2 separate regions of the Homo sapiens genome follow, and region 1 is linked to region 2. A link is a contact called in ENCODE Hi-C data. All regions are on one chromosome and are shown on one strand. Each heading gives the region's core, a stretch centred on a gene start or an enhancer-like site at or near the end of the contact. The rest is flanking DNA. Distances are from core to core; before and after follow the strand shown.

What was found. A loop is a pair of places that touch in the nucleus more often than their neighbours do. Pooled maps may share reads with other maps.
Region 1: a loop to region 2 is called in a map of PC-3, with 5 times the contacts of the local background. The contact joins the promoter of P4HA2-AS1 here to the enhancer-like site in region 2. A Hi-C loop is called at or near these places in 16 of 168 maps with a recorded cell type or tissue (GM12878, HCT116, IMR-90 and 11 more), 2 of 37 single-sample maps with no recorded cell type and 13 of 50 pooled maps.

What each region holds. Positions count from the first base shown.
Region 1 is chr5:132,182,698-132,186,860 of GRCh38, reverse strand. It overlaps P4HA2-AS1 (P4HA2 antisense RNA 1), which reads right to left and starts at 1,985. Exons shown (of 3, transcript NR_047470.1): 1 at 1,774-1,985. RefSeq lists an enhancer at 1,822-2,323.
Region 2 is chr5:132,386,219-132,390,077 of GRCh38, reverse strand. It overlaps SLC22A5 (solute carrier family 22 member 5), which reads right to left. Exons shown (of 10, transcript NM_003060.4): 5 at 2,927-3,053; 6 at 1,057-1,157. Among named protein-coding and RNA genes, the nearest start is that of MIR3936HG, 18 kb to the right of the region's middle. RefSeq lists enhancers at 3,238-3,447, 3,588-3,637. Within about 2 kb of position 2,302, at least 28 of the 41 ENCODE cell types and tissues checked have a DNase peak (open chromatin) inside an H3K27ac peak, as active enhancers do; they include HCT116, IMR-90, PC-3 and 4 more, where a contact is called at or near this core.

The DNA.
Region 1 (4,163 bases), core at 736-3,235, 200 kb after region 2:
TTGATTTTTCCACTTCAGAAATTTGAGAGATGATCATTTAGTTTATATTCACTATCTCCCATGGTACCTCCCCCTGCCTTTGCCATTTTTTGATAGTTATATTTTGTATAGTCCTCTCTTGTTTGCCTGGCAACATAAATTTTTTTGTTTGGTTAAAACTAAGATGGTGAGATGAAGATCTAAACTAGAATTTTACCAAACAAATGATCACTATTGTCTAGCCAAGTTGACACATAGAATTAAGTATCATATACCCTTTTGTCTCCCAACTGCCGGTCAGTTATGCTTTGGACATTATTTTAGTAGCCATAGTAAGTTGCTTCTAAAAGTGAAAAACACAAATGTTATGTTTCTTAATTTCGTTGAATTAGTCACTATAATGTTGATGTAGCTAATCATAAAAAGGAATTTGTGTCTTATTTGTCTAATAGAATTCAAAATGAATTTATAATGTATATAATTTGATAGGGCTACAATAACAAAATACCACACACTGGGTGGATCAAACAAAAGGAATTTGTTTTCTTACTGTTCCAGAGGCTAGAAGTCTAGGATCAAGGTGTCAACAGGTTGTGTTTCTTCTGAGGCCTCACTGCCTGGCTTGGTCTGTGTGTTGTCTATGTCACCTCTTGGTCTATGTGTTGTCTATGTCATATCGGATTAAAGCCTGCACATATGAACTCATTTTACTTTAATTATGTCTTTAATGCCCTGTTGCCAAATACAGTCACATATTGGGTTAGGACTTTAGCATATGAATTTTGGGAGAACACATAAAACTACTAGGAAATCATGTTAGATCTGATATACTATTGAGACTAAAGCAAAATACTTTTCCTTACTCTTTGTACATCAGATATAGCCCATCATGAACAAATGTATCTGATTATTAAGTATGTTTGCATAAGAATAATGTCATAACACTAGAAGTTTTTTATTTTGAGAAAAGAGATATAGGCTCTTATGAAATTATTAATAAATTGAAAAAAGATATTGACATAAAATATCTTTGAGGCCATGGATATAATTGGACAAATACAGCAGGTGTGTATATAAGGGTGGAAAAGCCATTATTTTCCCCCAAAATGGTTATGCCAAATAAGTTCATAATCTGTGCAAAAATGCTGCTTCTATGAATTAAAATATAACCTTTTTAGTGTGTACAAATGATACATAATCTTTTATGAATTCATTGAGCAGTGGAATGTTATGCTTGTTCTAAAAACTACATTAAAAACAAATCCTGAGAGGCATCAAAGTCAAATATGATCAAGGTACTTTACACAAAGATGTTTGTCAAATATTAAAAGAACATAAAATGACAAAATACAATATCCTGAAATAGGAACCATCTTTGTGTGAACAGATTACAAATTTTCATGTAACTTGTCTATGTGGCATGGCATTTTGAACTAAATATAGTAGAAAAAGGTTTATGAAAAAAAAGACTATATACAAAGCTGCATGCTTAAGAAAAGGCCTATTCGTTTGCTTATAACAAATGAGAGAAAGTAACTTAAAGTTATGTTTCGTTAATGTAAAACTTTAAAAGAGATATAAATATACTTAAAGAAAAATCAGAAATATACAAATTACTGAATGAGTATATCAATTATTGTGGGAAAAGTGTTCGTCGAATAGAAATTAAAGAGATTACAGATGTCCTAGAGATGGAGATATGAAAAATCAAATGAAGTATTTTTGTATTTTTACTTGGAGAAATTTTCTACGAATACATCTGATTAACAAAAAGCAGCCATGGCCTTGACTTACCTCTTAAATAGTCCAATGATTTATATCCTGTGGCAATTTCATCTGAAATAGTGGTAAATAGCATGCAATATCAATAGTTTGCATGAACAAATGTGACCCTGAAAGAGCCAGTCCTTCAAGATGGATCTTAAGTGGCTGAGTGGGCCTAAATTTAAAGCAGAGCCAAGAAGCCATTTGGTGACTAGAGGCCACACACCTATTTTGAGTTCCCTGAAAACCCACACCTCTTTAACTTTGGAACTTTCAGAGCTCACCTGAACCAGCCAATCAGAGCCCACCTCCCTTGCTGCTCAGTTGTATCAACCAATCAGAACTGTGTTTCCATCTCATTTGTATCAGTGCACCTGATTGGGAACCAGGGCAGGAACTTTTGCTATAAAGCTAGAACCCTTCCTTTGTTCTTTGGACCGCACCTTCCTTTTACATTGAAGGCTGTGTTGGACTCCCTAGTTTGCAAACTATTCACTGGAATAAAGTCTCTTTCTTCCAGGGAACTTTTGTTCACATTTGTAATATAAAATCATGATGTTTGTATCCTCTAAAACGGATTTGCAAATTTTTCTTCGGGCAGCCTTACCCAAATTTCAAAATGGTCCTGATAATTTTTTTAAAACAATACCAGTCACAGTGTGATATAGTTTGGATCTGTGTCCCCACCAAATCTCATGTCAAATTGTAATCTTCAGTGTTGGTCATGGGCCTGGTAGTCGGTGATTAGATCATATAATGGAGGCGGTCCTTCATGAATGGTTTAGCACCATTCCCTTGGTGCTGTTCTCTTGATAGTGAGTTATTGTGAGATCCGGTTGTTTAAAAGTGTGTATACACTTTGGGAGGCTGAGGCGGGCGGATTGCTTTGAGCTCAGGAGTTCAAGACCAGCCTAGGCAATATGGTGAAACCTCATCCCTACAAAAACTACAAAAATTAACTGGGCATAGTGGCTCACTCCTGTAGTCCCAGCTACTCAGGAGGCTGAGGTTGGAGAATTGCCTGAGCCCGGGAAGTGGAGGCTGCAGTGAGCCAAGACTGTGTCACTGCACACCAGCCTGGGTGACAGAGACCTGTCTCAAAAAGAAAATGTAGCACCTCCTCTCTCTCTCTCTCTCTGTCTCTCTCACTGTCTCGTTCTCTTGCTCTTGCTCCTTCTCCAGCCATGTAAGATGTGCTTGCTTCCCCTTTGCCTTTAGCCATGATTCATAGTTTCCTGAGGCCTCTCCAGAAATGGAAGCCACTACACTTCCTGTACAGCCTGTAGAACCATGAGCCAATAAACCTCTTTTCTTTATAAATTACCCATTTTCAGGTATTTCTTTATGGCAATGCAAGAACAGACCAATGCACCATGGTATCCTGCAAAATCCTGAAGTTAATTAAGAATTATTTAAGAGGCGCGGTGGCTCACGCCTGTAATCCCAGCACTTTGGGAGGGTGAGGTGGGCGGATCAGGAGGTCAGGAGATTGAGACCATCCTGGCTAACGCGGTGAAACCCCGTCTCTACTGAAAATACAAAAAATTAGCCGGGCGTAGTGGCGGGCGCCTGTAGTCCCAGCTGCTTGGGAGGCTGAGGCAGGAGAATGGCGTGAACCCGGGAGGTGGAGCTTGCAGTGAGCCGAGATTGCGCCACTGCACTCCAGCCTGGGCGACAGAGCGAGACTCCGTCTAAAAAAAAGAACATTATTTAAGATCGTCACTTAAGAAGAGTAGATTTTGACAATTTTATTGATCAGTTTACTTCCATTAAAGTCATTGGTATAAAATATTTAAACTTAATATGAGTTTTAATATACCAACTTTCAATATTGTCAACCAATTTAATGTGTAAAAATTAACAAAAACACGAAAACGTACGTAAGAAGCATACGTTTTTCATTTTGCCTCAGGCTTCAATATAGTTTGGCACAGCACTGCTCTTAAGTTTCCAAACTTGGCATTTTGACTCCAATATTAGATTTGCCAGATTCAGCAAATGAAAATACAAGTAACACCCAGTTTAACTTTAGATAAATAACACATAATTTTTGCATAGGATATATGCATACTAAAAAGTTTGTTGCTTATCTGAAATTTAACTGGGCATTTTGTATAATATCTGGTAATTCTAAAAATAATTATCTTACATGGTTGAAAAAGCTGCCTGCTTCTTAGTACAATGTAACTGTTGCACCAACACCGTCTTGCCTGTTTGATTGCTGGTTATGTGGATGACTGAAGCGCACACACGGGAAGTCATATGGCTTCTGTGTCACACTGTCCAGCCTGTAGGTATGTCCAGTCCTTACCAGGTCTAGAAGAACACAGCAGCCTCACTCCATCCGAGGGCAGAGGAGCGAGCATATTCCCCACTGCCATGACCCTCTCCCCAGCTCCCTCTGCTTCAGTCACACTGAC
Region 2 (3,859 bases), core at 1,053-3,552:
ACCTGGGCATCCCCAGTAGGCATTCTCTCTGTTGATGACCCACACTCTTTGACAAACCAGACCTTTATGGATTAGACTGTTTTGACTCATCTGCAGGTGGAACACACAGCTGGTACAATAAAAAGAGTATGTGCATGAGTCCCCAGGAAATCCAGAGCAGGGAGGAGAGCCTGGGTGAACACAAAAGTGGGTGACTCATCACAGGCTTGCATGTCTGTGGTGCAGGCTACATGCTGCTCCTGTCTTGAGGCCAACTCAGGGAATGGTGAACTGCCTGGAGGGATCCTGGGCCATTCCTTGGAAGCGGGTGACTCATAGCACTCCCTCAGTAGGCACAGTGGCTGACTGCCTCAAAGCTGGATGAGACTAGTAATAAGGACTCTGAGATGAAGTCCGCCCTCCTCGCCCATCTTCTCACCGCTAACCCACCAGGCTCCAGAAGTCGCCTAGAATCCCAGGGTTCGGCCGCTGAGCAAAAGCTAGCGATGTGCACTTGGACATGTTTCCTCTCCCTGGTAATTCACAAATCCCTTTCTGACATACTTTGCCTCATTAGTGGGAACCTGGTAAGGACATCTAGGCTATAGCCCTGACTCCAGGACCGTTTATGGACATCCCAGGAGGAGCACATCCCACTTCCACATTTCCAGAAAGTAACTGGCAGCCTCTGCAGCCTACAGGACATGGTGTCTTCACTCAGATCCTTCTTAAAAGCCCTACCTGGCCTCCTCAGCCACTGTCGGTAACTGGGTAGGAGACGGGAACTAAATGACCCAAATTGGGCAAGGATTCATCTTAAGATCTGGAGAGATTCCCCACAAGAGTCCATATTTCCCACAACAGCCTCCACAATTGTTTTCATTCTCCTTTTCTGAGGTTCCATCCCATTAAGAATTGTGACATGCCCATTTTTTCCATCTAACACAAGACATATCCTTTTCACTCTCTGATGACATAGGCTTTGAATTTTGTCTGAGGCATGTCTGTAAACAAGAGGCCCAATGGCCACTTCAAGAAGCTTTGTCTGGAAGCCTCAGGCAGGTCTCTTTTACATACCACAGCATTATGGACATGATGGTGACCATCCGGATATTCCAGGTTCGAAGCAGATCCAGAATGTTGTGGGACTGCTGCTTCTTGGAACTTAGGTCTTGTAACTGCAGGAACAACATCATAAGTGTATGGGAAGAAGAGGTGGTCAGAGACTCAGAGCACACAATAACATACTTGAATCCCTGGCATCTTAGCTGTCTGCATCTCAGCGTCGGGGAGTGTTACGTTTCTAAGAACAGTAAGTATACTGACTGTGTTTTAGGCTGTGAAAACTTCCCTAGGCCTTGTCAGTAACAAATCAGAGTGAATGAAAATGAGGAAAAGTAAGTGACCAGTCCCTCAAGGGTACAGGAAGACAGAGGCCCAGGCTGACAGCTTCCTCACTGCACCCCCACATATTCCTGTCGGTGGCCACATTCCAAGGAGGCCTCTAAGTATTCCTCCCGAAGCCTGGCTCCCTGCCCTCTGGGTCAGAGAGAGTACCTGGCTGTGTGGTTTATTGGTCTGATATTTTTTAAAAGTTAATGTTTTGAGTCCTTATACTATGTAGTTACTGGTGTGCTTCCAGGGAAAAAGAATTCAAATAGAAAAACAGGAAAATTGACCTGAGCTTCACCCAGAGTGACTTCCTATGAAATTCAGCACAGCCAAGGCCATTAATAAACCACACGTCTAAACACACTGATGTTGCTTTCTTAAGCAAACCCAGGTTTGGAGCTTGTTTTTCCAGAGTTAGAAGTTCAACAAAAGGTCAACTTTGGACTGAAAGTATCCCCTGAAATAGCCTCATTTCCTCAAAGATGCCAGTGGGGCTTATGCATTCACCCAGATTGACCCCTCACTTAAAAGCCCCCAAAACCACCTAACTTAAAAGCCCTCTGCCACACTCCTGCCTGACCTTTGCGCACAGGACCCCTTTCTGGTGCATGCTGACAGTGGCTGCTGGGCCACCACTCACTGGGAAGTCTGCAGGGCTGGCAGTGGCCATTGGCCTCCGCTGTCTACAATAACTGTTCCCTCTTTTCCAAGCCCAACCATGCCTGCCTCTCACACTTCAGCAGGGCTGCTTGTGGCTGTTCCCACACCCAACCCCTCATCTTCCAGTCAGACCACAGACACATTCCAGAACCCCACCAGGCAGCATTTACAGCTTCTAACCTCTCATAGTCACGAGACCAAGGAAAACTGCCTGCTACAGAGATGGTAGGAGAGGGAACGGGAAGGAAAAGCAAGAACCAGGAACTAGGTAGAGCCAAGAAATGAGTCATGGTGTGTGAGAACAGGGCTGACGGGAGGGGTGGGGTAGGGGGAAGAGGTGGACATCAAAAAGGACCTGACTCCAAGATGATATGCAATAATTAACCATTGGAGGGCAGAAAGAGACTAAACACTTTTTTTTTCTTTTTAATGAATAATTGCTAATACTCAAGAGATGAAATACTTCTAACTCCAAATCTATTTGTGCTTTACATTTTACGTTTGGGGTTAGCTTTGTAAGGTGACAAGCCACCTTAGGTATAAGAAACAATGATTTTCCCAAATGCTGACTTTATGAAAGGCCTATTACTCAAAAAGAGTATTTATTGTTAGAAGTAATGGTTAAAATATATGATTGCCTAGAAAGGAAGTAAAAAATGAAAATCTGAAACCCGTGGTGAAAAGAGTGAGGCAGCTGTAACCTATTCCTCAACTTCTGAGTGTTAACAGGGCCCGTGTGGGGGTGGGGAGTGGGGGGATGGGGGGAATGGGCAGTTGGGGCTTGGGCGGAGAGAGGGCTGGGCTGCTGTGAGCAGGGAGGACTTCAGGGCTGGGTGCTGCTGCTCTCAAATCACGGTCAGTCTGTCCCTCTCACCCACACCCACATGGTGCTTACCTCACTCGGGTCAAAGATAGTGGAAGGCACAACAATCCCATTGGCTTTGGCAGCCTTGCGGATGATCACCTCTGCCTCTTCAAATCGTCCCTGAGAGATGAGCCATCGGGGGGACTCAGGGATGAACCTGGCAGTACAAGGTCCAATCTCAGTGAGGCCTCCCTGCCAACAGCAGACCCACAGACCAGGTAGAGCACAGCCATAGGTGGGAATAAGGTTGCAGAACCAGAGCTTGTGGAATGTTTGGTGATCACAAGCCAGAAGCAAAGAGCTGATCCACACGCAGCAATAACCTGGGGTGGATGAGCTTATGTGTACCCCACACCGCACAAAAATGGGAGAGCCCTGCACCCCCTGACGGCATCCCCATGCTGGCTGGCCACCTCCATTTCTGAAGAGCAGTGTTGCCATCTGCTGGGCTGAGGAGATGGGTGCAAGATGGGCTCCGGAAGCCTGGCTTCTGTGCATGTCTATGTCAGCCCAGGCCCTGCTACACTCTCCTCCCTGTCCCCGGCACCAACAGAAGCTTCTGCACTGGCCTTTTAGCTTCTCTTCTCTCCTCACCCTACCCCTGATTTATCCAACAGATTAGTCAGATACTCTACCTAAAATAGCATGTTTGGCCAGGTGCAGTGGTTCACTCCTATAATCCCAGCACTTTAGGAGGCCAAGGCCGGTGGATCATTTGAGGCTAGGAGTTCCAGACCAGCCTGGCCAACGCAGTGAAACCCGTCTCTCCAAAGAAATACAAAAAAAATTAGCCAAGTGTGGTGGCAGGCACCTGTAGTCCCAGCTACTCGGGAGGCTGAGACATGAGAATCGCTTGAACTGGGGAGGCGGAGGTTGCAGTAAGTGGAAATCACGCCACTGCACTACAGCCTGGGCAACAGAGACTTTGTCTGAGAAAAAAAAAAGAAAAAAAAAGAAAAGAAA